Regions from separate parts of the Homo sapiens genome. Here all the other regions are linked to region 1. A link is an interaction called in ENCODE POLR2A ChIA-PET data of the cell type or tissue named here. Cell type or tissue: MCF 10A. All regions are shown on one strand.

What was found. ChIA-PET counts read pairs that join two places held together with the same protein. Peaks named below come from ENCODE experiments on the same cell type or tissue, not always from the same donor. Only the 100,000 strongest peaks of a DNase experiment are listed, where the experiment ranks them.
Region 2: POLR2A ChIA-PET joins it to region 1 with 81 read pairs; 5 of 35 experiments call an interaction of 5 or more read pairs at or near these places.
Region 3: POLR2A ChIA-PET joins it to region 1 with 26 read pairs; 5 of 35 experiments call an interaction of 5 or more read pairs at or near these places.
Region 4: POLR2A ChIA-PET joins it to region 1 with 11 read pairs; 4 of 35 experiments call an interaction of 5 or more read pairs at or near these places.
Region 5: POLR2A ChIA-PET joins it to region 1 with 15 read pairs; 14 of 35 experiments call an interaction of 5 or more read pairs at or near these places.
Region 6: POLR2A ChIA-PET joins it to region 1 with 10 read pairs; 3 of 35 experiments call an interaction of 5 or more read pairs at or near these places.
Region 7: POLR2A ChIA-PET joins it to region 1 with 21 read pairs; 4 of 35 experiments call an interaction of 5 or more read pairs at or near these places.

The regions. Positions count from the first base shown.
Region 1 is chr12:46,490,705-46,494,704 of GRCh38, reverse strand. The region is part of intron 3 of SLC38A4-AS1 (SLC38A4 antisense RNA 1); the gene reads right to left. LOC124902923 (a long non-coding RNA gene) reads left to right here and starts at 235. Exons shown (of 2, transcript XR_007063284.1): 1 at 235-433. In MCF 10A, no CTCF peak of the experiment used is centred here; DNase peaks (open chromatin) are centred at 1,434, 1,984 and 3,874.
Region 2 is chr12:46,551,471-46,555,470 of GRCh38, reverse strand. The region is part of intron 3 of SLC38A4-AS1 (SLC38A4 antisense RNA 1); the gene reads right to left. Among named protein-coding and RNA genes, the nearest start is that of SLC38A4-AS1, 170 kb to the right of the region's middle. In MCF 10A, no CTCF peak of the experiment used is centred here; a DNase peak (open chromatin) is centred at 1,880.
Region 3 is chr12:46,429,033-46,433,032 of GRCh38, reverse strand. The region is part of intron 2 of SLC38A4-AS1 (SLC38A4 antisense RNA 1); the gene reads right to left. It overlaps LOC124902923 (a long non-coding RNA gene), which reads left to right. Exons shown (of 2, transcript XR_007063284.1): 2 at 2,597-2,801. Among named protein-coding and RNA genes, the nearest start is that of SLC38A4-AS1, 47 kb to the right of the region's middle. RefSeq lists enhancers at 2,353-2,647, 2,186-2,687. In MCF 10A, no CTCF peak of the experiment used is centred here; DNase peaks (open chromatin) are centred at 1,182, 2,162 and 2,422.
Region 4 is chr12:46,400,214-46,404,213 of GRCh38, reverse strand. All of the region lies in intron 2 of SLC38A4-AS1 (SLC38A4 antisense RNA 1), which reads right to left. Among named protein-coding and RNA genes, the nearest start is that of SLC38A4-AS1, 19 kb to the right of the region's middle. In MCF 10A, a CTCF peak has its summit at 2,288; a DNase peak (open chromatin) is centred at 1,573.
Region 5 is chr12:46,363,712-46,367,711 of GRCh38, reverse strand. SLC38A2 (solute carrier family 38 member 2) reads left to right here. Exons shown (of 16, transcript NM_018976.5): 5 at 372-445; 6 at 544-636; 7 at 767-848; 8 at 2,523-2,605; 9 at 3,010-3,068; 10 at 3,156-3,323; 11 at 3,709-3,788; 12 at 3,886-3,986. Among named protein-coding and RNA genes, the nearest start is that of SLC38A2, 7.1 kb to the left of the region's middle. In MCF 10A, no CTCF peak of the experiment used is centred here; a DNase peak (open chromatin) is centred at 2,251.
Region 6 is chr12:46,672,262-46,676,261 of GRCh38, reverse strand. No RefSeq gene overlaps it. Among named protein-coding and RNA genes, the nearest start is that of SLC38A4, 150 kb to the left of the region's middle. In MCF 10A, a CTCF peak has its summit at 407; DNase peaks (open chromatin) are centred at 381, 1,221 and 1,921.
Region 7 is chr12:46,560,889-46,564,888 of GRCh38, reverse strand. The region is part of intron 3 of SLC38A4-AS1 (SLC38A4 antisense RNA 1); the gene reads right to left. Among named protein-coding and RNA genes, the nearest start is that of SLC38A4-AS1, 180 kb to the right of the region's middle. In MCF 10A, no CTCF peak of the experiment used is centred here; a DNase peak (open chromatin) is centred at 1,888.

The sequences.
Region 1 (4,000 bases):
AGAAATCGGTGTTACCAAAAACTTTCAGCAAATAAAATTGAATCTACTTCAGAGAACAGTGGTACTGGCTGAAAACCATAGTTTACATTCCATCTTCAAAGTGAGATAATGCAGGAATGCCAAAAATTCAGCAGAGCCTTCTCAAGTAACAATCTTGTCCTGAAGAAACCATTGGGATTTTGAGCTGTGGAATTTTCCATCCATTTATCCTCTCATTATCTATCTTTTTTGCTTCAAATGTCAATTGACTCCTCTCACTCATAGTTGTACAAATTACAGGGCTTTTTTTTAATTGTCATAAAACATATACATTATTCATCTATTCAGTTTCATCTGAAGAGAATCCAACAAAGAAGAAATTTTATTTTCCAATAAAATATTAAAGCTGCTTTACCCCACAAGAGACAGAGCAGAAATTCCATCCATGATCTATGTAAGTACAAAACTTTTTGCCTATCAGAGCATGTGTGAATTTAATTTTATGAAAATGTAGACCTGTTTTTTCCTGTTATGCTTCATAGTACTTGTGTATGAATATGTAACAATTTCAATGTTTTTATTAGTTTGTGAAGCCTTGGTACCATGATGACAACAAGAACATCCTGTGCTTTTCCTAGCAAATATTGACTTAGAAGGACACTGTTGATATTTGTGCTGCATCCTTAATGGAAAGCACGTACATATTACAAGATTTGTTTCCCTCTAATGTAAATACAGTGGAGCAGAAAATTCAAGTGGTGATTATACACACGTCATTACCTTTGCCTCTGGGTTATGGATTGAACTAGAACCCAGGTTAAGGTCATCATGACCCCCCCCCACCCCGCCCCTTATCGGGCACTTCTATCACTAATGAAAAGAGGGTGTGCCAAGCTCAACACACACACACATCTTTCTAATTAACAGAATCCCGCTCTGATTCATAAAAGTCCTATCTAAAAGGGAGGGAGAAATGATGTTAGCATTGATACAGAGGTACATGTCAGCTCAGTGCACAAACATAGGTAAATTATGTAAGGATAAATCTTTCTCTTTTCCAGGAGACAGTTCACCACTCTCCCTCTGTAAAAGGATTGTGGGAGACACATAGGTAGTAAGGAGAAACCTCCATCTATCTCCCAACGAACCTCTGTGTCCCCATGTTCCACCCAACTCTCCATGATTGAATAATTAAGCCCTTAAGTAGTTACCATATGTCCTTAAATAGTTACAATCAACCTCAAATGAAAACACTCAGCAAAAAAAAGATGTGGGATCAATGCTCTTGGTCCAAAGATAAAAGATACATTATGAAAAACATAGGAATGACTTTATAAACAAAACAGAACTTTCTCAACAATCTTATTAACCAATACTCTTTCATCGTAAGTGATCACGGTTATTTGGCGTCAGAAGCAAAATATGGAGAGATCTTTCTGCAGACAAGTGGAGACAAGGCACAATAAAGGGAGAGTTAGGTGTGTAAAGAAAGTGATGAAATGGACATACTTTAGTGTTTAATTCATAAGGAAGAAAATACATCAACTAGAGCAGAGATTTAACCCCTTCTGGGTGGAATGTCAAATACACATATAAACAATTATTTCTGTTCCTTTCAGCATCAATGCACTCGATATAGTTTGAACTTTTATCTCAGTACTTGGGTTTGTTTCAAGGCTTGGTAAATATGCACCTCATAAGATAGTTTTATATATGAAAAGTTACAAATTCCAATGTCTGTAACTATTTGAAAAGCTCATTGATTCCGAGTCAAGGAAGTTACAATTTCTGATGATTCCATTTCAAACCGTACCCAAACCTACCATTAAACTCACATATGGGCAGAATTTCTGGGACTCACACTTTATGGGGGGTGAGAAGGGTGGTCCTGAACTAGCTGATATTAAACGGCCCTACATTCAAATACAGTGAACCCAGACCACATTCCAACAGCATTACCCAAGTGGTGAGGCTGAACTCTTCTGCAGATGCTTGTACACAAGACTTCATGTTTATTTTGTGACGTCACCTTCCTCTTTCCCCATTTCAAGTTGACCTTGTGTCGATTTTAACCTGGTTTTGTCTGTATAAACATGTTGGGATAAAGGAAAGAACTGTAGGATTTTTGGACCTCATATTCCTTAGTGGAGGACTTTGTATTACCTTTGATAAACGGGTTTGCTAAAACAAATATTTTAAGAAGTGGGAGAGAGAAAAGAGGGAGAGCAGGAGTGGTTATTTAGTTTCCTTGTTTTTCCCCAAGTTAAAAAGTCTTGAAGGACTAGCTCATCTTATGTTTATATACAAATAAAACTGATAAAAATGTGTGACTTTTGTTTATCCCTGGAAATCGAGCAAGGCAGGGAAGGAAGGGAACTGAGTGTGACAGGACAGCCTAGGTCCACAGAGCATAAGAAGGATGTGAGAGGATGTGATAAATTGGTAACCATGTAGAACTAGAGCAAACCCTCAAGGTCAACCACTTCAACCCAATTGTTTTAGAGTTGAAAACTGAGGTTCAAGGAGAATCTTTGCCCCAAAACAAATAACTGAACTACTAGAGTTATTATATAAAAATGATCATTGTAAACATTTTTAATAAGAACAACAAAAATCGAAATGTAACTTATCGGCCATTTGCTAACTGTGTTACGTGGAGCAAGTTACTTAAGCTTTCTGTGCCTCAGTCTCAACATCTGCAAAATTGAGATAATAATGGTGTCTATTCATAGGCTTGCCGGAAAGATCAAATCAGTTAATACCTGTAAAGTGTCTAGAACAGAACCTGGAAACAATCAGTGTTTGATAAATATCAATTGTTTATTATCATTATTATTATTATTACTACCACTACTACTGATTTCAGACAAGCCTTTCTCAAGTAAGTGAGATTTTGTTGATGAACTGGAAAACTCAATCCATTGTGGATTGGAATGTTGCCGTGACATGAACATCAGCTTTTAAGGATACACTAGGGCAGAGTCCAGCATCAGCTTAGAGCCAAACAAAGGAGGGAAGTAGGGACAGTCTTATCTCCATGACTAATACTCATTTTTAAAAATACTTAAATATCAATTTTCATGTTGCATTTTTAAAAACTCCAAGAATGGAATTGAAAACCCAATCTTTTTTAAGTCTGTTTCAATTTTTAGAAACCTTGACCAAGCCACTCTCTCTTACTTGGTAGTTTCCATATATAGCATAAATAACAATCTTAGCCAGGTGTGGTGGCTTGTGCCTGTAGTCTCAGCTACTTGGGAGGTTGAAGTGGGAGGATCAATTGGGCCCGAGAGGTCAAGTCTGCAGTGAGCCATGATCATGCCACTGCACTCCAACCTGGGCAACAGAGTGAGACCCTGTCTCAAAAAATTAATTAATTAATTAAATAACAATCTTTACCTGAATTGTAAAGATTAAATGTACCTGAAAGCATTTCTGGGTTATAAATTTTGCAGAGAATTGTACATTCTTTAAAGACACCATGCATTACAATTATAAAATATTTATCTTACCTTGAGATCACTGGGGGGCAAAATGTCATTTTTGTTTTTTTCCAAGGGCTTAGCATTGACCATGGAAATAGCATATGTAATCAGAATATTCACGGAAAATCTGTTCAAAAGAAAGAACTCCGAGCCGGGAATTGGAGGTCTGGGTTCTAGCCCCAGTTTTCTCATGGACACCTTCATATAGCTCTGGGCAAGTCATTTAGACTTCTTGGCACCATTTCCTTTACTGTAAAACACAGGGTGCATTAGCTGATCTCTTCCCCTCTAGTTCTATAATTCTAAATGTCATGCATATGTTTGCATGAATCCATGAGTCACTAAAACCTAGTCAATTTCAGAAAATTATTTAATAAACAAAATGTCTCATAAGCAGTTCAAGAGATCTTGGAACTGACTTTCAAATCATTGCATAATTGTGTTCAGGCAAAGACTTCAAACCCAGGAAGAACATCTTGGAATCGTTTCACCATTCTGCAGTGGAGAAAGGCTGTGAATTCACATATTCACACTCA
Region 2 (4,000 bases), 61 kb before region 1:
GAGAATGATGATAATAACATAGCACCTAAGTAAGAGAAGAGAACTGAAATGTTTTCTTACTTAAAGGTAAATAAAAAATACAAACTATAATTTAGGTCAATAAACAAACAGTAAAAAGATTCTTTTGAAATATTAACTGGATAATTTATCAAAATTGTCGCTTCCTCCTTCCGGTCCTTCTTTCCCACCACCAAAAGAGTAATCTTTCTGAAACACAAGTCAGATTGTTTATTCCACTGTCATACCTTACTTGCAAAATAGTGCTTGAATTCTGTATAAATGGTCCCCAGGCTGCTGGTCCAACCTCATCTGCTACCAGTCTCTCCTTGCCCTGTCACAAAGACATACACACCATGCCCTACATAGGTTTCACTCATTACATCAAGGATGTCCTACATCCTCTTCTCCATTTAACTCATGTGTGTGTCAAGGCCCAGACCATCATTTTTCCCAAAGGAAGGCCTTTGACTCCTTTAGGCCATTGGTAGTTCCTTGCCCTGAGCTACAATAGCACTTGCTGTATACCTTCATAAGCACTTACAACATTGTAGAGTAATTATTTTTAAACACACCCCTCTCTTCCCCATCAGAATTGAGGCTCCTAAAGGGAAAAGTCTATGCCCTGTAAAATAGCAGGTGCTCAATAAATAGTTTATCGTCCACTTTTTAAAGTCAGAGATAACTAGCTGTTTGACCCAGGGGCCTAGTTGTTAACTAGTTTCCATATCCATTTTCATCTCAAAACCCTCTCTCTGTTAACATTTTATAAGAGTCAGAAAATGATCCCAAGGGACTCGTAATGTTCTTAACTATTGAAAACAGCTTTCCACTGTGCTATCCTTTTGATGCAAGAAAATAAACTTATTTTAGAAAGTTTTTCAACAAAAACTAAAGCCAAGTGCTTTCTGCTTAAACTTAAGCTGACTAAAAAATTAAATAAAACTTAAGTCTTCATTCCCCAAATATTCCAGTTAATCATGGTTTTCTGGAATCTTCATGCAGCATGGAAGCCGAATGAAACAAGAAGCCAACATGTCCAACAATTATATCCCCACCTTGACATAACTAATTGAAGACAGTTGTGCCTGGCATGATAATAATGACCCTAAATTGTCTAGCATTAAATTCCCATCCCAGTGATACAGAACATTATTCTAATGGCCTAATTTGATTTTTAAAAATTACAAAACTGCACGTTGTGCACATGTACCCTAGAACTTAAAGTATAATAAAAAAAATTCATTTGGTTATGCTTGTGGTTTATACTTTAGAGGAAAACCTCTCTCAGATTTCATGGGAGTTGGATTTTGTAGAAAGTAGGTGTTCAAAGAATCCTGTTTTAGGAAGTAAATCATATCCACATGTTCTAAGAGTAGCAAAAAAGCAAGAACATTTATGTCTGTGATATGTTCATGTGACTCAGAGCAAAATCAGAGAGGAATGTCTAAATATCAGAGGACATTGGACAGAGTCTGACTTACAAATTTGTTGGGAACTGCTTTATAGGAAACAAGCTTTAGGATCTGATTTGAGGACAAGGCAACAGGGAAATAATAATAATAATAATAATAATAATAATAAAGGCAGGAGGGGATTATTGATAGAATTGAGCTCCAAACTTTTAATTTCCCCAAAATAGTTTCCAGATGGTCAAAACTATCTTTCTATGTATGATATTTTCAGGCACTAAATAAAACATTATTTATTTAGTAAATAACTAAATTAAAAGTTATACATCTGCCTACATGTTAATTTCTCAGTAAGATAGCACATTCGTTTTAAATACTGTCACTGTTGATACTAACCCTTTGATACTCAAGACACCTACCTGCCTGGGGGTGAGCAGTATGTTCTAATTTCATCAGAGCTTCAGATTTGTCACCACCCCTGGGATGCAGGGCTCTGAGTCATGAGGATATAACAATCCTGTACTTTGATATCCACTTTCCTCCCAGAAGGAGAGTCCTAACTAACTGTTTGAAGATGCTCTCCCTTCTTCTTTCTGCATCTATAGGTTGCAAGTTATGAAACTATTGCAGGGGGAAAGAAAGGAAAACTACTAACAAGGGAAATAAGGTGGCATTTCCTCATTCTCCAAATCCTTTGTCATCTTACCGGAAACAAACCCAAACTGGGGCTCAGAAGACTGGAGGCTCCTCCTCAAGCCTGCCTCTCTGCTAAGTTAATGAGCCGCTTTTAACCTCTGTCAGTCTTCTACTTTCTTAATAGAAATATTAAGAGTATGAATAACCCTATTAAGTACAGGTGAACTTATTAAAAGACTATTACATAAAAACATTGACTTGCAAAGGATCATTTTTATTACTAAGCCATGTATGTATTCATTCATTCATTTGACAATTATGTTTGAATGCCTACTATATATCAGAGAATGGGTGCTGGAATTTAATAATGACCGAAGCACAGTCCCTATCCTTGTGGAATTTAAAGTCTAAAAATGAAGACAAGGGTTGATTGAATAATCACAAAACAGAAAATTACAAACTGATACGTATAGAATTACAACACATAATTATTATGATCCGGAAAATACTGTATTTTCACTATTGAATGCTTTTGTTTCTTCTCTAATTTGTATATCAGTTCATTTTAATCATCGAGGGATTCCTGAAAAATACTTTTCCAGTATAGCATGCTATTTGTAAGTTGAGGCTTTTAGATAATGATTAGAATTGAGATTTCCAGATGAAACTGAGTCCTCATTTAGTGAAACAGAGGAAATGTTGGTACAAATTTAAAACCAGAAGATAGGAAGACAAGACCTAAAGGACTTTTCCTAGAAGAACATGGGACATATTTACAGGAAAACCGTCTTTCAGTCTTTTTAATATAAAGATCCTACATCTAACCTGAAGGACATAGCATTAAATGAAATTAGCCAGGAAGAGAAATACAAATACTGCATAACCTCACTTATATTTGGAATATAAAATAGTCAAACATAGAAGCAGAGAGTAGAATGGTGGTTACCAGGGGCTGGAGGCAGGAGTGAGGGGAAGATTCAGGAGATGTTAGTCAAAAGATACAAAATTTCAGTTAGACAGGAAAAACAAGTTCCAGAGCTCTATTCTACAACATGGTGATGATAGTTAATAACAAAATATTGTACCCTTGAGAGAGATTTTGTGTTCCCACCACAGAAAACAAAGGATACGTAGGTGAGGTAATATATACATTATATATTTAGCTCAATATAGCCTTCCCACAATGTATACATATCCCAAAACATCATGTTATACACCATAAATATATACCACTTTTATTCATCAATTAAATAAATAATCCTATATCTGTGGTGATAGTAACAGCTTACCCATTACATACGCCAAGGTAATGTTCTAAGCACTTTATAAATATTAACTTGTGTAATCATTCTAATAACCCTCTGAGATAGGTAGTGTTAGTGGTAGTGAAATTATCGCCATGTTACAGATGAGGAAATTGAGGTACACAGGGATTACACACAGCCAGGTCCTGGAGCAGATCCTGGATGCAAACCCAGTCTGTGCTCTTATCCACCATGTTCTATGGCCTCTTATTCGTACCATTGTTCTGCTGAAACATGTCAAAAATTATGGTTTTTTGGTTCAATGATCTAGAGAGCATGTTGAAAATATATCTCTACCCCTTTTCATATTCTAAGAATAAATTCTACTTGATAATTCCTGGTGGGAGTGATATTCAAAACAAAGCAAAACAAAACCTTCAATTCTTTTCAATCAGAAATTTAGTCTACTTGGATTTAAAACAAAAAGAGATGATTTCATAACTACTTTTCAAAAACAAGAGGCTCAGTTCCTCATGCTTTAGCAAAATGCTTCTTTATTATTGCAGAGTACATTGCACATAGGTTTGATAGACATTCTACTGTGAAGGAAATGATTCTCCTAAAATTTGGTACAGCACTATGTGAAATGGTGCCCTTAGTCTAAAGTTTAGGATATAAATTAATGTGGAAAAATCAGACCTGAACTGGCCC
Region 3 (4,000 bases), 62 kb after region 1:
AGGTGAATCAAAATATCTGATAGGATACAATTTACAACAGTTGCATGCAACTGATGCAAAAGTCATTCTCAGGAAATATTAATTTTTCTCTCATTCCTGGCAGTTTGTTGATATAAAATTGAAAAAAAAAAAGGAGAAGGATGAAGCTGATTTATGTTTAGGAGGCTAAGTAATTCATTGAATCTCCTACTGCTGAATCTAATTTAAAAATATATATAACCATATTTCTCCATTGAAAATTAGAAAACATTAAATCTACTTATTTATTTTATATTACTTTCTATTTGCCAATTATCTCTGCAAACATTGAAGTGCTAAATACTTCGATTGTATACGCAAGCGTACTGAAATAAGGCTGCATAAGTAAAGTTTTACACCACGTCTGCAAACTAAAATTTCCTGGGGTGTTACATTTTTCCTAATAAAATAAAACAGAGGTTAAGAAATATGATTCAGTGGCCATTTCTACAGCTGAAGTATATGAGACTGCAGCCCTAGGTGTCTTGCCCACGCTCATCTAGCAGACGGCAGAGCCTAGACTCAAACTCTGGTTTTCTGCTACACATCAAGTATTCCTTCTACAGTGCTCTTCCTTTCACTCAGCATTATCTACATAATTAGAAACACTTGAATTTCTTTCCCCATCTGCCTAGAAATTTTCCCCAATTATTACCTTTGCATATTATTTTGGTAGAAAATTATCTCTTATAAAACTCACATGTAGCTTTCAATTTTATGGCATTCTTTTCCTGCAAGTTCATATAATTAATACATGTTTGAAACCAGTAAATTCTTACAACAGGCCTATGTGTAGGGAAGCAGAAATGATGAGTCTTCTGTGATATAAATCAACATTCTAATAGTTAAAAAATAGGTGCACCCATTCATAAGTGTCACAAAGCACTCCACACTGAATAGGAAGGGATATCTGAGTGGCACTGATAACAGCCAAGCCTGAAGAGGAGGCACAACAGCCCATTACAAGCTATTGAAAAGTTCCATAAGAAAAAAAAAAAATGACATACAGCAGGAAATTCCTGACCAGTAGTGTAATTTCTTACATAAATGTGTTGGCAGATAAATGGATTTCTATGACTTTGCTTACGTCTGCTGCTTACTGCCCCTTTAGATATGTCACTTTGCAAATGTATTATAACTTCACTCTGACTCTATTTAATGGTATGATTCAATAAATTGTAGGTTCATCTTAATCTCCTCAAAATACTCTTGGCCTTTTGCCCAAAAGTGGGGGAAGGAATTAGTAACTAAAATAGCAAGAGAAGCTTGCTGTCAGTTAGTCTCCTGGAAAAGTACTATACTGAAGATTCAATATAGCAATACTGTAACTTACTAAGATGGTATATAAGGAATTAGACAGTGGAAAATTTAAGGTACAGATTAAGATTACAGCTACAGGACTATAAACATGGCACTAAAAAGTAAATGAGGCCAGGTGCCTCATTTAGCTGGGTGTGGTGGCATGTGCCTGTAGTGCCAGCTGCTTGGGAGGCTGAAGTGGGAGCATCACTTACGCTCAGGAGGTCAAGGCTGTTGTGAGCCGAGATCACACCACTGCACTCCAGCCTCAGCAACAGAGTAAGACCCTGTCTCAAAAAAAAAAAAAAAAAAAAAAAAGGGCCGGGCGCAGTGGCTCACGCCTGTAATCCCAGCACTTTGGGAGGCCAAGGCAGGCGGATTACCTGAGGTCAGGAGTTCAAGACCAGCCTGGCCAACATGGAAAACCCCATCTCTACCAAAAATACAAAAATTAGCTGGGCGTGGTGGTGGGCGCCTGTAATCCCAGCTACTCAGGAGACTGAGGCAGGAAAATCACTTGAACCTGGGACGTGGAGGTTGCAGTGAGCTGAGATTGTGCCATTGCCCTCCAGCCTGGGCAACAGAGCAAGGCCCCATCTAAAAAAAAAAAAAAAAAAAAGGACTAAATATGTACCGAACTCCATGTATATGAAAATACTGACCTAGATGTCTTCTTTATATAATTTCATGTTATTTTTATAACAATACTGTAAAATAAGCATTATGCCCTCCTTAGAGCTCAGAAAACCGAGTTTCTATGAGATTATATTACACAATTGATGCCCTCCCATTTCCTAGGTAGACCCAGATGTAGTAATACATGGATCTTCCACTTTCAGCCTGTGTAATCCTGAACAAGTCACTGAAAATCTGGGAGCCTCATTTTCCTCACCTGAAAAATGAGTAATGAGACCTACCTTACTACTTCCAAAAGTTATCACAAATACACTTAATAAACTACAAAACAAAACACAAGTGGTGGTTACTCTTATTAATACAAACAACTAGTTAATAAGAGAAAGTGATAGAGACTGATTTCTAAACTGTTTCCTGACACTTTGTTTTCAAATGCTTGATGATGCAATACTGAGCTGTGTTTTCCCAGCAAGGTCTTTGGGGTTGTCAATGAATCATTTCCTTCACATTCACATGAAAGATATGCCTGGGTAGATCAGGTTCCCACCCTGTTTTATCTTAACAACCCATACATTGCAGGTAAGCAAACAATTAGTATTGTTCAGAATTTCACTTACAGAAATCTAACATTCCCTCTCTGCAGATATTTTTCAGCACAAAGAACGGGGACTTTTGGGTCATTGACCTACTGACACTGCATTTACAATGACAAGTTCTATGTCTGCAACGTAAAAGGCAAGAAGACTAAATCTGTTTTCCATTTTTCTTGTGAACTAAACTGGGTTTTCAAAGAATACCTTATGTGGATCTACAACATAAAAGACAGCAAAATAAATATTTTATTAGAATATTTTATCAGTTCAACTTTGTAACATATATTATAAGATTAATCAATGGTAACAATAAGTTTTAAGGAACATAAATTTGAAATTGAAGATTATTCATGACAGTAATAACAAATCTAAAAATAACCTCAGTATCCAATTTATTTTATCTTGCTGTTTGGTTTTTACTAAACTAAGTCTGATTCATAAGCAATTGCATATGAGAACAGTTTTTTAATATTTTGCCACATTTATTCCATTTATTCATCAAACCATCCATTCATCCTTCTATTTTTCATTTGTTTACTGAACCATTTCAAAGTAAATTATAGATAATAGCATGCCTCCCTCGTAAACCTCTTGGCATGCATCTTTTAAAAATTAGGGAGTTTTCTTAACATAGCCACAATACCATTATCACTCCTAAAAATTTAGGGATTCCTATAATAATAATTCTAATATCTAGTCCTTATTCAGAATCCCAATTGTCCCTCAAACTTGTTCTCCCAACAGGATCCAATACGGAATTACACATTGTTTTCATGTTTACATCTCTCAAGTTTAGTTTATCTTAATATAGCTCCCCCTGTGCCCCATCACCTGCTCTTTTTCCCATCCCACTGACCTGAAGAGACCAGAGTAGTGCCCCACATTCTGGAATTTTTTTGAGGGTTATGCCCAATTCTTTCATTTATTTATTTGCTTTTAATTTTAAATTCAAGAGGTATATGTGCAGGTTTATTACATGGGTATAATACCTGATGCTAAAGTTTGAGCTTCTAATGATCCCATAAACCAAGTAGTGAACATAGTACCCTTGCTCCCTCTGTCTCTCCCTCCTTTTGGAATCCCCAGTGTCTATTTTTCCCATCTTTGTGTCCAAGTGTACCCAATGTTTAGCTCCCACTTAAAAGTAAGAACATGTGGTATTTGGTTTTGTTTCTGCATTAATTTACTTAGGATAATGGCCTCCAGATGCATCTACGTTACTGCAAAGGGCATGAATACATTCTTCTCTGTGGCTGCATTGTGAACCTGGTGGATATTCACCACATTTTTTTAGTCCAGTCTACCGCTGGTGGGCACCTAGGTTGATTCCATGTCTTTGCTATTGTGAATAGTGCCATGGTAAGCATAGCAGTGCAGGTGTCTTTTTGGTGGAACGATTTATTTTCCTTTGGGTATATACCCAGTAATGGGATTGCTGGGTTGAATGGTAGTTC
Region 4 (4,000 bases), 90 kb after region 1:
GATATTAAAGATACACCAGAACTAAATGAGGACTGCCTCCTTGGTGTGAGTTAAGCTAAAAGGAAATGGAATGAAAATAACATGCTCAACTTTGAAATTTGATAGTATTTAATGCTGTCTATCACCAAAAACCATTATCTTGTAAAATAATACAGGTGGTAAGCAACTACTGCAAAAATTGTGAGGGTGTTACTCAAATGACTGATATTTGGAAGATGCTGCATTAACCTAACACCTGAACACTGAGGTAGGTAGGCAAGTGAGTGGTCAGCATTTTTACTACCTTCTATGCATCAGGCACAATGCAAAACAGAAAGGGGTGTGGATAAAATATACAACATAATGTACTGCTGTGCTAGAAGTGCTTGTACTCTAGTGGAGGAGACAGGAGTATAAATAGTTGTAACACATTAACCATGGTAAATGTAACTATAAAAGATTTAAAATACAAAGCCCATGGACTCAGACATTGTCAAGGACATAAAATCCCTGACATTTTGTGCAAATGTTTGAGGATATATGGATATTCTGGGCCCATTACTTTCATTAGATTCTCAAAGTTCATTGGAACACATTCTGTAACATAGGAGACACCAGAATAATTATTGCATGGTATTGTTGGTTCTTGGTTCTTGCCTGGGCGTTCTTCTTTAGTTTGTCATTTTGGAATCATAACTGTGGCCTCCTCTTTGTTCTTTATGATTTTATACTTTTCTCACATAGCTGTATGAAAGTTATCTTTAATTCCCTGATGACCAAACTCCCCTAAAGGTCTCTACCACATTTTAAGCTCTTTGAAGCTAGAGACATACCATACAGCTTCCTGCCTTCTACTATAAACAAACATCTGTTAAATGAAGAATAAACCTTGTAGAACTCCTGCAGGAAGTTTTCCTGCTGTCTAGGACTGATTAAAAATGTTTTCCATTGCTCAGACTATGAACACTGAAAGTGTTTCTAATCTGAAATGTGTACATAATAAAATATTTGGAAAAAGGCACCAAGTTCTTCCTGCAATGTGTTATGTGTGTATATTCACAAACGTCTGTCTGGACTGGCATTTTATGTCTAGGCCTGTTTAGGTCAGTGCTGAATACTTTAAATGGTGTGGGGACTGTGTTTATTTACATACTGCATAAAGCAGCCATTGCAATGTTATTCACACATGGGGCCTCTGGGCTTCTCCCGAGCATGAAAGTGCTGCTGTTGACATTTATGCTTTTCTCAGTATTTCTTCTTTTATCCTATTCTTCCAACATAGCAATTTTGTCTTCCTCTGGAACTGAAATTCGGTGAAAAATATAGGCCTCTAAAATGTTAGTACTTTCATCCTTATTTTTTTCAAATTTTTTAGCTATGCTGTGAACTAAATGAGCTGAAGCCTCCACTATTCAAAGTTCTTCAAGGTTTGACATTTAAATTTATTCTAAAATAGTTTTTGCATGAAAAACCAAGAAAGGGAGGATTGTGGTTTTTACCTTGGCATGGAATTTTATGAGTGGGATAGAAACAGAGTAGTGGTGTTGAAGCTGTCTGCAGGATTTACTGGCACTGATTGGGAACAGGAGCGGCCCAGTCTCCAAACAAGCCCATAATTCATATGACTAATTCTAGCTTTTGCCTTAAGCCTCCACCCCAGCCCCCACCCCGCCACACACACAATCAGCATATATGGAAATGTTAATAAAGTCATCATCTTATTCTCTTCAAAATGACTGATTCTTATCACACCCATGCCTCAGCATTTCCAGGTGGGAAGGGGGCCTTCAGGACAAGAGGTTGCAAAGGGAAGCAAATTCAAGTGAGAAACCCTGCAAAACTTTCTGGGAGGTGACAGAATTAAACATCTCTCATTCCGAGACGTGTTCTAGTAGGCATGCTTCTGAGCCATAAGAGCATCCATATTATGGCTTTGAAAATATTTTATATACACATTCTCAAACACTCTAAAACTTTATTTTTTCTAAATTCTTTTTAACCTCTTCTGTTTTTAAGGCAAGTTTAAGATTCATCGAAATATATTCTTTGGTTAAGTGATTCCTATTTCAATATGTGAAACACCATTTTCATCCATCTATATACCTCTGAACCTTTTTAATAATGCCTCATTATAATTAAGAGTTCAGACTGGTTAGCCATAACATGACAATCATCTACAGAGACTTAATACACTATGTATGTATAACAGAAAACACCTACTACTTGGAGTGTACAGCTCACCTAATATAAAGTAGCAGATTTTAAGGGGAATGCATTTTACAGTGACTGCCAGATGCATGCCAAAGCCCCGCCTCCAGCGGCCCAAATAATCATTGCAATGACAGCCCTGGGAACAGCAGGGAGAGTTGTTTTCAGGCTAAACCCTCACAATTTTTCTCTTACAGCTCCTTCCAAAAGGGAACAAAGCAGCTCTGCGTGTGTGTGTGGGTGTGTGTGTGTGTGTGTGTGTATACGCCCCTACACATGTGTGTATGTTTTCTGTTTTGAGTGTAGAAAGTACTAGAAGTAGATAGTAGATAGTGCCTGAGATGCCAACATAGGCAAATGAAGAAGGTGGAGTAGATATGGAGAGGATTAGCCCAGAAGTCCTACAATGGCTTTTTCCAGGTTCAAAAAGTCTCTGATTGGGGCAACTGAATGTGCACATAAACCCTGCTTCTCCCCAAATATAATGAGCAAAAGGGAAAAGCGGAGTGCTGACTTAAAGATGGAGGAGGATGAGCAGACAGCAAAATGTGGTCAGAGTGCGGTCCCTCAAAGGTTATGAGGAGAGAAGGCTCCCCAGTGCTCCAAGCCCCTTCTCAGCAAATGGGGCAAAGGCCATGTGCACATTGTACACACCTGGAGCTCCCCTCCATCTGGTAAAAGGCAACCCTGTGCACCTGAATGGACATCAAATCTCTGAAGAGACTGATCTAACATTTATCAGTGTGTGACCTTATGTTAATGGCTAAGCTGGTCTCAGCTCAAGATTTTTTAAACTGCAGAATGGACATAAATGCAATGCTATGTTACCAAAAGAAAGTGGTGAGGACAAGAAGAAAGGCCTGGAAAGAGCCCATGTCTGTGTGTGCCCATGAGGGGAGAGTGAGAGGGCTGGCCTTTCATGCAGCACACTGGTGCACATGGCACAAGAACCACGGACCACACTTTCATCTGTCAAATGTACTAACTGCCAGCAAGAGGCCTGATGAGCCAGAGTGGGTGCCTATGTTCCAATCCATGTATATATCTCTGTGTCCAAACACCTACCGTGTCTCCTCCTGTAGCCATGGTTGAATAGCTCAGGCTCTGAGCTAAGACCCATCCTGCCCCTTGTGCACTGGTGCCCATCCTTCTTACCGACTTAAAGACATTGCTCCAGCAATTGTCCACCTGCTCTTGTATCATCAAGTTGTTATTCTCTACTGGATCATTCCCAGCATACAAATGTGCTGTCATAATTTCTTCCACTTGAAAGATTCTTTAAAACTCTCCTGGCTCCACATCCTCCTTCAGATATGACCCTATTTCTCTTCCCTTTTAGAGTAAAACTCCTCTAAAGTGTAGTCTCTACTCTGCCTCCAGTCCAACTACTCCCATTCCTTCTGGAATCCATTCCAAATAGCTTTCATCCTCATTACTTCATCAAAATAGTTCTTGTCAAAGTCATCAATGACCTCCCTGTTGCTACATCCAATAGTCAGTTCTCAGGCCTCCTCTCCCTCACGTTGTCAGCAGTACCTGGCACACTACATCACTCCGTCTTTTTTTTTTTAAACTTTCTTCCTTTTAAAACAAAAAAAATTTGGAGAGAGGGTCTTGCTCTGTTGCCCAGCCTGGAGAGCAACAGTATGCTCATGGCTCACTGCATTTTCTTTTCATTTATTTATTTTTTATTATACTTTAAGTTGTAGGGTACATGTGCACAATGTACAGGTTTGCTACATATGTATATATGTGCCATGTTGGTGTGCTGCACCCATTAACTTGTCATTTACATTAGGTATTTCTACTAATG
Region 5 (4,000 bases), 130 kb after region 1:
TGAAATGCAGAAAGGTGGCAAGCATACAGCTCATTATTGTGGTGCCAGAATCAAAATACAAGTTTCAAACTCCATCACTGGGAAGTTGAGCTTTCCAGTGTCTCATGCTATGTTTGGCTCAGTGGGTAGACATCCTTGTTCCTAACCAATGCTGTAGAACTATCACCTGAGAAATGATGCAAGTTTTTACTGCCAGCCAAGAGACAGTGTTGCCATTCCAGTTAGTAGGAGAGGAAATGCCAGTTCTTCAGGGCATTTTGACACAAATAGGACAAGTTGCACACATAATGTTATTTAAACATCCAGAAAGAGTTGTCTTTAAATATAGCCATGCTTATTTATAACCCTATGCCTTTTCCTTCTCTCACCAGAATTCTCTTGACATTTGTGTCAATATTTTCCCTGTATTCTGTTCATCTCCTTTTGAAGACTGCCAATGAAGGAGGTATGATAGCATTCTTGATTTTTCTAAAACAATGTATACCTATCATTTTATTTCTCTTTTAAAATCCTTGGCTTCATGCTTCTGTCTTCAAATTGTAGGGTCTTTATTATATGAACAATTGGGATATAAGGCATTTGGATTAGTTGGAAAGCTTGCAGCATCTGGATCAATTACAATGCAGAACATTGGAGGTAAGAATTTTTCAAAAGATTATTTGGGTAGACTTTATGCTCATTGTGGAGCACAGAATGGTGACACATGCGTTTTAGTGTCACGTGCCGCGTTTTGCACTTGTAATGGTATAATTTTGTTTTCCTCCAGCTATGTCAAGCTACCTCTTCATAGTGAAATATGAGTTGCCTTTGGTGATCCAGGCATTAACGAACATTGAAGATAAAACTGGGTAGGTGCTAAGTAAGGTTACTCATAAGAAACAATTATAGTCAAAAGTGGTTAGATACATTTTTATCAAAGTTGTATACAAAATGATTAGTTAATTATCCATAAATGTTCCTTTTGAAACTGACCAAGAAGGCCCCCCATCCCCGTAAACTGATTCGAACTTTGGAGAAGGAAAGGCCGAAAGATAGTAGCTAGCCCTACAATTTTGGATATCTTAATTTCTAAAACAGGTTTTCTAGAACTTGCTTTCTGTCTTTATGTTCATACTTAAAGAAGTTATAGGTGTTTTTAATATATATCCTAAGTGAGGACTGAAGCTTTGAATTACATTAAAAATTAATCCGTCTTATTTTTGTAAGTTTGGAATTCTTAAGACTTAATCTGTTCAATGCAAAATACAGGCTGGACATCCCTAATCTGAAATCCAAAACTTTTTGAGTGCCAACATGACACTACAAGTGGAAAATCCACACCTGATCTCGTGACAGGTGTGCAAAATTAATTAAAATACTGTATAAAATCACCTTTAGGCTATGGGTTTAAGAAGGTGTATAGGAAACATAAGTGAATTTTGTGTTTAGACTTCAGTGCCATCTCCAAGATACTTCAAATATGTATGTGCAGGTACTCCAAAGTCCAAAACACTTCGGTCCCAAGCATTTTGAATAAGGGATACTCAACATGTGCCAGAAAATGTTTGGGCATGCTATAGAAACCATTTTCTTCTAGCAAAGTTACTCATCCCAGTGAACTCACAGGTATTTATCTAAAGTAAACATGGGGAAGGATAATTTACTTCCCACCCTATGTGCAGCTCATTACGTCAAAATAGAGAAGTGCTGTTATCTCAGATGTGGCTTTAGAAATTTAATTTTTTAAGCTGATCTTTAAGTGTTGGTGTTCTGCAGAGTGCTTACTGCTGAAGTGAACAGAATTCATGAGGCAATTAGAATTTGAAAATAGTGATTTAGAAGACAGTGCAATTCATGATTTACCTAAAAAGAAAAAGGCTTAGAGGATATACATAATGTTTTCTAAAGTTCAAAAGGGATATTTTTGGCTGTCTTTGGAGTTAAAGGTGGGTCAAGATGTCACAACATACTCTGATAACCTGGAATAAGTCCTGGTTTGGGGGACTGAGTTTTATAATTTTTTTTATGGGGGGGGCAGTTTGCCTGTGCATTTTATGAAAACGTTTCCTCATTGAAATATTTAATAATATTTGCTAACGCATCTGGAAAAAAACTTGTTTTAAAATTTTTTAGTTTCCAGCATTAGAAATTACATGCTAAAGCTGTACCAAAGTTGGTGTACAATTTTTCTGAAAGTGCTTAAAGATAAGATTACTGGCTTAACAAACAAGCTTTGTTCCCTGCATTAGTATCAAGTCTTTGAGAAGCATTTTGTGTTATGAATCAGCTGGCAGCCTTCCCAGAGCAAGTAGTGGGACAAAAGTTACACTGTTTTATACCCGACTTCTAACCTGAGTAAATGTTCATCTAGCACACAAAATTAAAAAGTTATTCCTATCTTGAACAGGGGAAACTTTTTCCAAACATGTCTTTTTTGTGTGTTTGTTTTCATGGTATTCCTATGAAATGAGTCCTGTTAGAAGATGTGTATATTTTTCAGAGGATATTTGTGACTGTTTTGACCTTGTTTCTGTTTTCTTTAGATTGTGGTATCTGAACGGGAACTATTTGGTTCTGTTGGTGTCATTGGTGGTCATTCTTCCTTTGTCGCTGTTTAGAAATTTAGGTGAGCAAACTCATCTCTAAAGAGAATTGAAATGAGCCTCTCACCAGTTAGTTGGGCTTTCTCTGAATAGAAATTAATCAGAATGAAAAAGCCCTAGAAAGTAGAAAGGTATATCTTTGGGACTTACAGCATGCAAAATTTAGGAGCCAAAATATTTAATTGACACTATATGTTGTGCTTTGTAAGAAATAATGCAAATGATAGTTTTTATTAGCTTGGGTTATGACAAGTATATTTAAATAAATCTATAATTTAGTATCATAAGAATTAGAAATTTAGTGCTATACACATACTTTAGTGCCTAAAGTCTTCCCAGCAGAATTGAGTTATTCAGTGGGAAAAAGATATTTGCCTTAAATCTGTTTCATTAAACTAATACTGATTCCTGCCACCCCTCCTTATAGGATATTTGGGATATACCAGTGGCCTTTCCTTGTTGTGTATGGTGTTCTTTCTGATTGTGGTGGGTATGATTTTTTTTTTAGAAAAAATTTTTTATAAGCCCTGCCATGTCACTTAGTTTAACACATGCAAAATAATATATTTTTAGGTCATTTGCAAGAAATTTCAGGTTCCGTGTCCTGTGGAAGCTGCTTTGATAATTAACGAAACAATAAACACCACCTTAACACAGCCAACAGCTCTTGTACCTGCTTTGTCACATAACGTGACTGAAAATGACTCTTGCAGACCTCACTATTTTATTTTCAACTCACAGGTAACTAAATATGCTTATTTTCTCAAAAGAAGAGTTTAGGGAAGAAAAGAGGGAAGCTATTCACTCCCAGGGTAAAGGGAGGAGGATAATAGGTGCTTTATAGAAAACATGTGATTAGCTAATTATTGAGGACTGTGAAGAAAGTTTTGGTTTACATCTGAAAATAGATTGAGAATTGAGATAATCATATGGTGCTAATAATTGACACATTCAGAAGTGAGGATATTGATCATACTTCATGAACAGATTAGAAGAATGGAAGCTAATTACACAAAGGAAACTTAGGCTTTGATTCTAAGATTGTTTACATAAAATATATGCTGCGGAAATGTGACAGCATGAGTTCGTTACATCAGATTAAGTAGATTTTTACGTTTTCTTTCAGACTGTCTATGCTGTGCCAATTCTGATCTTTTCATTTGTCTGTCATCCTGCTGTTCTTCCCATCTATGAAGAACTGAAAGAGTGAGTATTTCATTTTTACATAAATTTGAGAAAATATTAGACAATTGCTGTAACTGCTGCTGAAATATATATTTGAATTTTCTCTTGAATTACATAGCCGCAGCCGTAGAAGAATGATGAATGTGTCCAAGATTTCATTTTTTGCTATGTTTCTCATGTATCTGCTTGCCGCCCTCTTTGGATACCTAACATTTTACGGTAAGTAACGCCTC
Region 6 (4,000 bases), 180 kb before region 1:
AAATATTGCCCTGAGAGACTAGAATTTCTTTCTTTCTTTTTTTTTTTTTTCTTTTGAGAGAGGGTCTCACTCTGTGCCTGGACTGGAGTGCAGTGACGGCATCTCAGCTCACTGCAGCCCTGACTTTCCGAGTTTATGTGATCCTCCCACCTCAGCCTCCGGAGTTTCTGAGACCACAGGCGTGCGCCACTACGCCTGGCCACTTTTTTGTATTTTTGTAGAGATGGAGTAGTGCCATGTTGCCCAGGCTGGTCTCAAACCCCTGGGCTCAAGCGATCCGCCCACCTCGGCCTCCCAAAGTGCTGGGATTACAGGCATGCGCCACGGCGCCAGGCTGGTTTAACTTTTAAAACTGGATTTTCTAATAGAGCCTCAGTCAAATCAATTGACTCTCTATCCCCCTCTCCTGGAAGCTATTGGTATTCAGTGGTTTAAAAAATAAATTAAAAACCCCTTGCTGGAGCATTAGAAATTTTTTTGAAAATTCCAATATTCACCCTTTGCTTTCAACTATAACTTTACAATGCTTTTATCTTGATTCCGGAATTTATTCATTCTTTATAAAGAATTCATCTCTCATATAATTCTTAAGACTACATATTGAAGAAAAAGTAAAATAAGAATTTAAAACTCTGATTATATAGTAGACTCATACTTCATTTACTTTTTTCAGTTACTGTACTTGCTCAACTAAATACCATTTAACGATTTATTTGTTTTGATAAATGTCATCTAAGGAACACCAAAAACTTTGGATGTGTTTAATTCCACATGCTATTTTCCTCCTCCCATCTCTCCCTCCACTTCCCTCATCCCCAATCTGCCCTCATTCCTCACCCCTCACCACCCTAGAGAGATATCCTTGTGCCTGTCCAGCCAGGGACCATCATTCTCTTCTAAATCAAGGTGAGAAAACAATCTAACAACATCTTAACTAACCTTAGAGAGTGAGTAGAGAAAAGCATCAACACCAAACCATAAATGGGTGGCTTAGGTTGATGAATTGTAACCTTTTTCAAGCATTGTGGTCAGTTCTCTAAAAATGCTATTTACAAAAAGGAGATCCAGGGCTAAGACCTCCATTTTTAAATTTCATTTCAAACAAGGCCGTTTTAATAATCCATGGCCTGCAATTGCCATGCCAGACCTGTGGTAGTTACTGACTCAGAGCTTTGCTGAATTACCAAATCCTCTTTTATGACACTTCTGGTATTTTCTTTACCTGTGTCAGCCTCCTTTCCTTCACGAGTCACGGTATAAGCACAAGGCTGTAGAACCTGCAGGTTCAGAAACCCAAATACCACATTGCTCCTTAAGCTAGTATATTCACCAGGAGGTACCTCTCACTTTCCCTCTCAAATCACTTTCAAATGCTCCAGCTTCGATTAGTCATCATGTGATGGTGTCTTTTATTTCCAAAATTTTTTTTAAATATTAAGTGACAGAACATTAAACTTATAAGATTAATCGTCCTAGGTGGTTCATTAGAATTAGCTCTGCTACTTCATATTCACATTTTTTTTTAACCAGTCTCTAATTATCTAGCTGAAACTCTTAATGCTTTGGATGAATAGCCTGGCTCAAAGACATTTTTACTTCCTATAAAATATAATTTGGATTCTGGAAAGGTGTTATGAATGCTACATTAGTATTTAAAATGTCACAGAAAAAGAAATAGATTAATGCTAAGATTTCGTTTGAAACAGCTGTGGAAATTTTGAGACATTATCACTTGCCTCTAGTTAGAAAAATATTAATTTCTAATGATTCCTATTAGACATTAGGATAAGAAACTTTTAAAAAGAAACAATTGGAGACTTTATCTTCTTTAAGGGCATAGTTTCTTATTCGTGTGCCAAAAAAAATAGATCTGTTGCATCATGAAGACTTTATATAATAAAAAATGTTCCCTCCTGGCACCACTGCCACACCTCACCAGCTCCTCATGAACAGTGAGCACCTGAAGGTCATCCATTCTTCTGAAGAGCTGCTCCTACATTCCAATTTGCTGAATTACAGTTTGTTCTCCATATTGCCATCAGAATTGCCTTTCTAAAATGCAAATTGATCCTGTCAGTCCCTGTTTAATTGCAGCTCCCTCTTGTCCTTCCTTAAGAAAACCTTTCTATCTGTTCACCTAAATGTTTCTAGCACCTCGTGGTGTATTTCACATAAAATTATGGATATATGGGTAGATGGATGGATGGATGGATGGGAGCATGGATACAATTAGCAGATTTTCCATAGTACAGACTTCCAGCTTCATACAGGATTTGGTTGACAGCAATTATGGAGCCTAGTGCAACTTCCCACTAAAATAAGTGCAAAGAAAAAAACAAAAACTCACAACATCATAAACTAACATTTAAAAGCGATTTAATTGTGTTCAGAAAAATACACCCAAGTTTTGCCTCCTAACGCATTTAGACTTCATCTCATGAAAAAGAGACTTCATCTCATGAAAAATCTCATCTCATGAAAAATCTGGGACAAGCAAACGCATCTTCACCAAATTAAGCTAAATAAACTAAGTGTTCAACTTAAACTTAGGAAAGAAAACTGCCAGGAAGAAGGACAAATGAGTTAATAAAGATAAAAGCAGATCTTAATTAGCTAGCATAAAGCCAGTAGTATATTAACAAATCCAAAAGTTGGTTCTTAAAAAGACCAATAATGTGATTATATTTTGATGATATATCATGAAATTGGAAACAATCCATCAATATTAGCATGAATAAATAAATTGTGTTCTAATCACACAATTGGATACTATACATTAATATGAAAAATCTGTAGCTGCATGCACTGTATTAGTTCATTTTCACTGTGCTTTAAAGAAACACCCAAGACTGGGAAAATTATAAAGGAAAGAGGTTTAATTGACTCACAGCTCCACATGGCTGGGGAGGACTCAGGAAACTTACAATCATGGTGGGAGGTGAAGAGGAAGCAGGCACCTTCTTCACAAGGCATCAGGAGAGAAAAAAGAGTGAGGGAGAAACTTCCAAACACTTATAAAACCGTCAGATCTCATGAGAACTTATTCACTATCACGAGAACAGAATGGGGAAAACCACCCCCATTGATCCAATCACCTCCCTGCCTCGACATGTGGAGATTAAAGGTCCCTCCCTCGACACATGGGGATTACAGTTTGAGATGAGATTTGGGTGGGTACACAGAGCCAAACATGTCACACCAACACACTTGACTCTTAAAAATACGATTTCAGGCAATGGATTCCAGACCAAAAAAAATTACATATTATATATTGTATACTTCTATTTATAAAAATTTCAAAAACAGAAAAATAATCTATGGTGTTAGAAATAAGGATACCTTTGAGGAGAATTATATATAATGGATACTTTTCATTGGTAGGGTGCTTGTATGTGTCTGTATGGGAGATTCTTGAGATGCTGGTAATATTCTATTTCTTGACCTAGGTCGTTACATGGATATGTTTGATTTGTTTTAAATATTAAGTAATACACTTTGATTTCTGCATTTTTAAATATATATGTTATACTTCAATTCAAAAAGTTTTAAAAATTAAATCAAGAACAGAAAACATTTTAAGAACAAAATATATTCAGAGAAAAATATCAAAATACTAGTAATGAAAATAGCTAATATTTATTGAGTACTGTATTAGTCTGTTTTCATGCTGCTGATAAAGACACACCCGAGACTGGGAAGAAAAAGAGGTTTAATTGGACCTGCAGTTCCACATGGCCTGGGAGGCCTCAGAATCATATTGGGAGGTGAAAGGCACTTCTTACATGGCAGCAGCAAGAGAAAATGAGGAAGAAGCAAAAGTGGAAACCCCTGATAAACCCATCAGATCTCGTGAGACTTATTCACTGTCTCGAGAATAACACGGGAAAGACCGGTCCCCGTGATTCAATTACCTCCCCCAGGTCCCTCCCACAACACATGGAAATTCTGGGAGATACAATTCAAGTTGAGATTTGGGTGGAGACAGAGCCAAGCCATATCA
Region 7 (4,000 bases), 70 kb before region 1:
ATAAATCTTAAAATTTGTATGGAGCCAAAAAAGACTCCAAATAGCCAGAACAGCCAATAGAAAAAAGAAGAAAGCTGCAGGCATCATACTACCAGAATTCAAAATATACTATGAAGCTATAGTAACCAAAACAGCATGGTATTGGTATAAAACAGACACATAGACCAGTGGAACAGAATAGAGAACCCGGAAACTAATCCACGTATCTATAGGCAAATGGTATGGACAAAGACAACAAGAACATTCACTGGGGAAGGGACAGTCTTTTCAATAAACAATGCTAAGAAAACTAGATATCCATATACAGAAGAATGAAACTAGACCCCTACCTCTTACCTCATACAAAAATCAACTCAAAATGGATTAAAGACCTAAATGTAAGACCCCAAACTATGAATGTACTAGAAGAACACACAGTGGAAACACTCCAGAACATTGATTTAGGCAAATATTTTATGGCTGCGACCTCAAAAGTACAGGCAACAAAAGCAAAAATTAACAAATGTGATTACATCAAACTAAAAAGCTTCTGCACATAAAAGGAAACAATAACACTGTGAAAAGACAATGGACAGAATATGAGAAAATATTTGCAAACTATTTTTCTATGAGGGAATTAATACCCAGAATATACAAGGAACTCAAACATCTCAACAGCAAAAAAATCCAAACAATCTAATTTTAAAATGGGCAAATGATTTGAACAAACATATTTCAGAAGAAGACATACCAATGGCCGACAGGTGTTTGAAAAAAAATCCTCAACACCATTAATCATTAGGGAAATGCAAATCAAAACCACAATTAGGTACCCCAGTTAGCATGGCTATTATGCTATTGTCAAAAAGACAAGAAAACAAATACTGGTGAGAATGTAGAGAAAAGGGACTCTTAATCACTGTTGGTGTGAATGTAAACAGTACAGACATTATGGAAACAGTATGCAGTCTCCTCAGACAACTACAAATAGAACTACCAAATGATCCAGTAGTCCCACTACTGGGTATTTATCCAAAGGAAACAAAATCTATATATTAAAGAGAAATCTGTACCTCCATGTTTATTGGAACACTATTCACAATAGCCAAGATATGGAATCCACTTAGGTATCCAATAACAGATAAATGGATAAAGGCTACATGTTTTCACACAAGCTAAATAAATAAATAAATAATAATTTAAAAAAATTTGATCTCCTAGGAGTAAAAAGTAGAACAGAGGATACTGGAGTCTGGCAAGGGTAGGGAGAGGTGGGGACATGCATGGATTTGTTAAAAGATATAAAATTACAGCTAGATAGGGGGAATAAGTTCTAGTGCTCTATACCACTATAGGATGACTATAGATAACAATAATGTATAGGTTCAAATAGCTAGAGGGAAGATATTAAATGTTCTCAACACAATAAAATGAAATTATGAATATGCTAATTACCCTGACCTGATCACTACACATTATATATATATCAAAACATCACAATGTACCACATAAATATGTACAATTATTATATGTCAATTTAAAATTAAATTTTAAAAAAAGAAATATTGAGAGGGATGATAGTGATGGTTGCACAACAATGTGAATGTACTTAATGCCTCTGAACTGCACACTTAAAAACAGTTAAAATGACCAATTTTATGTTATGTATATTTTACCATAATAAAGAAAAACATAAAACTTCCGTAGAAGAGTCTCAACTGAGTGCATACAGAAGTCATTTACTGTGTTCTGTTTGTGTTCTTGCTGTGTTCCTGCCCCTCATTATTTCCTTGCGCCGCAGAGAAAGAAAGAGACTGAATAGAAAGCCTGTTGCATTTGTGTTTTTTCCTGTGTGCCAAATGCATGAATCAACTACCGTTTCCACTTGATGTCACACAGGCATCTGAAACTCAAAGTATTGCACAACTGAATGCATTGTCTTCTCTCCCATGCCTACTTTTCCTCTTCTATTCTTTACTTATATTGGCATCAAAATTGTAAAGTAAAACCTTTGGCTTTAGTCACAGACACTTGTATTTCAAACAACCACAGTCCAGCTTCCCAAGATACCGCAGATGTGGGTTCCAGCAGCACATGGTGTATTGCCCTGTATCTCAATCATCAAATCAAAAAACTGGGGAGCTATACTTGATTTCTCATCTACTCAGCCCTGCATCTCATTCTTCAAGAATAACTGACTCTACCTCCTCAGACCTCACAGATCTGCCCCACTTCTTCATTCTTTCCAGTATTACTTTAGCACCTAACTAGTCTTGCTATTGTTAGTTTTGCCTTACCCTAATCTATCCTTCAATGTGTTATCAGAGTGACCTTTCTAAGATACAAATATGTGTAGGTACCTTTCATGTCTGAAAAACTAAACTAAAGATGCCTGCTGCTGCCATTGTAGCAACTCCTATTCCAGGAAATAGGAACGTAGATGGAAAGAACATAAAATAGGAACTGAATGACATGCAATATCTGTTGACCAAGATTACATCACTCTGGTAACATCCGTATGTATCACTGATGAAGCATTTATTTATTTATTTTTCAACCAATTTAGAAAGTTTATTTTGCCAAGGTGAAGAACACGTCCATGACACAACCTCAGGAGATCCTGGCAACATGTGCCTAAGGTGGTGGGGGTACAGCTTGCTTTTATATATTTTAGGGAGATAAGAGACATCAGCATATGTAACATTGTCATTGGTTCTGGTAGGGGGTTGGGGTTCCAGGTCATAAGTAGGTAAAAGACAAAAGGTTGCATTCTTTTGAGTCCTTCATCAGCCTTTCACTGAATACACAATGTAATCTGGCTCAGTCAATCTGCATTTTTACATAAACAATAGGGCAGAGGAAGCAATCAGGTATGCATTTGTCTCAGATGAGCATAGGGATGACTTTCTGTCCCACACCTGTGAAGATAAGCTATTGGTTTCCATAGCCAGGGTGAAATTCAACAGAACAGAGCAATTCTCCTGTCTCAGCCTCCCAAGCAGCTGGGATTACAGGCGTCTGCCATCACGCCTGGCTAATTTCTGTATTTTTAGTAGAGACGGGGTTTCGCCATGTTGGCCAGGCTGGTCTTGAACTCCTGACCTCAGGTGATCCACCTGTCTCAGCCTCCCAAAGTGCTGGGATTAGAGGCATGAGCCACAGCACCCAGCCTGTAGCTGTATTATTGAGGAATAAAATGGGAGGCATGTTTGCCTGATGTAGTTCCAGGCTTGACTTTTCCCTTGGCTTAGTGATTTGGGGCTCCTGGGGTTTATTTTCCTTTCACAGTGATATCTATTTTTTTTTTTTTTGGTTGTTTTTTGTTTTGTTTTGTTTATGAGGTCAGTCTCGCTATATTGCCCAGGCTGGTCTTGAATTCCTGGGCTCAAGCAATCCTCCCGTCTTGGCCTCCTGAATAGCTGGGACTATAGGCATGCACCACCGTGTTCGGCTTCTTTAGTGATATCTTCTGAGCACACAAAGCACCAGCTAACATTAACATGCTCATGATTTTGGCAACCCCGCCTAGGGGTAAAGTGTGATGAAGCATTTATAAGTTAAATCACCTCTGTCATAAATTGGTCTCACAGAATAGTCCTTTCTTTTTTTACAGTCCATTTTTTCCCACTTATTTCTATTCTTAATTTCAAAAATATTTAATTTTCTAATTATATTTCTCACACATTCAAGAAAATAACTTGGAATCTAGAAATAAAATGCAACAGCATCTGTGATATCATTAAGCAGTGAGCACATCTTGTAAAAACAGAGAAAGTTACACTCCCAAGGTCTATGAGCAGGTGCAATACACCTTGGCTGCTGAAACCCACATCTGCAGAGTCATCGGAAGCTGGACTGTGAGTGCTTGAAGTACAAGTGTATGTGACTAAAACCAAAGGTTTTACTTTACAATATTCTAAAAAGTCAAAAGTGTGATGAAATACACAACCAAATAGGTAGTTTAAAAAGAAAAAATTAAATGATCATTATCTATAAGCAATGATTTTTGGTTTAAAAACCT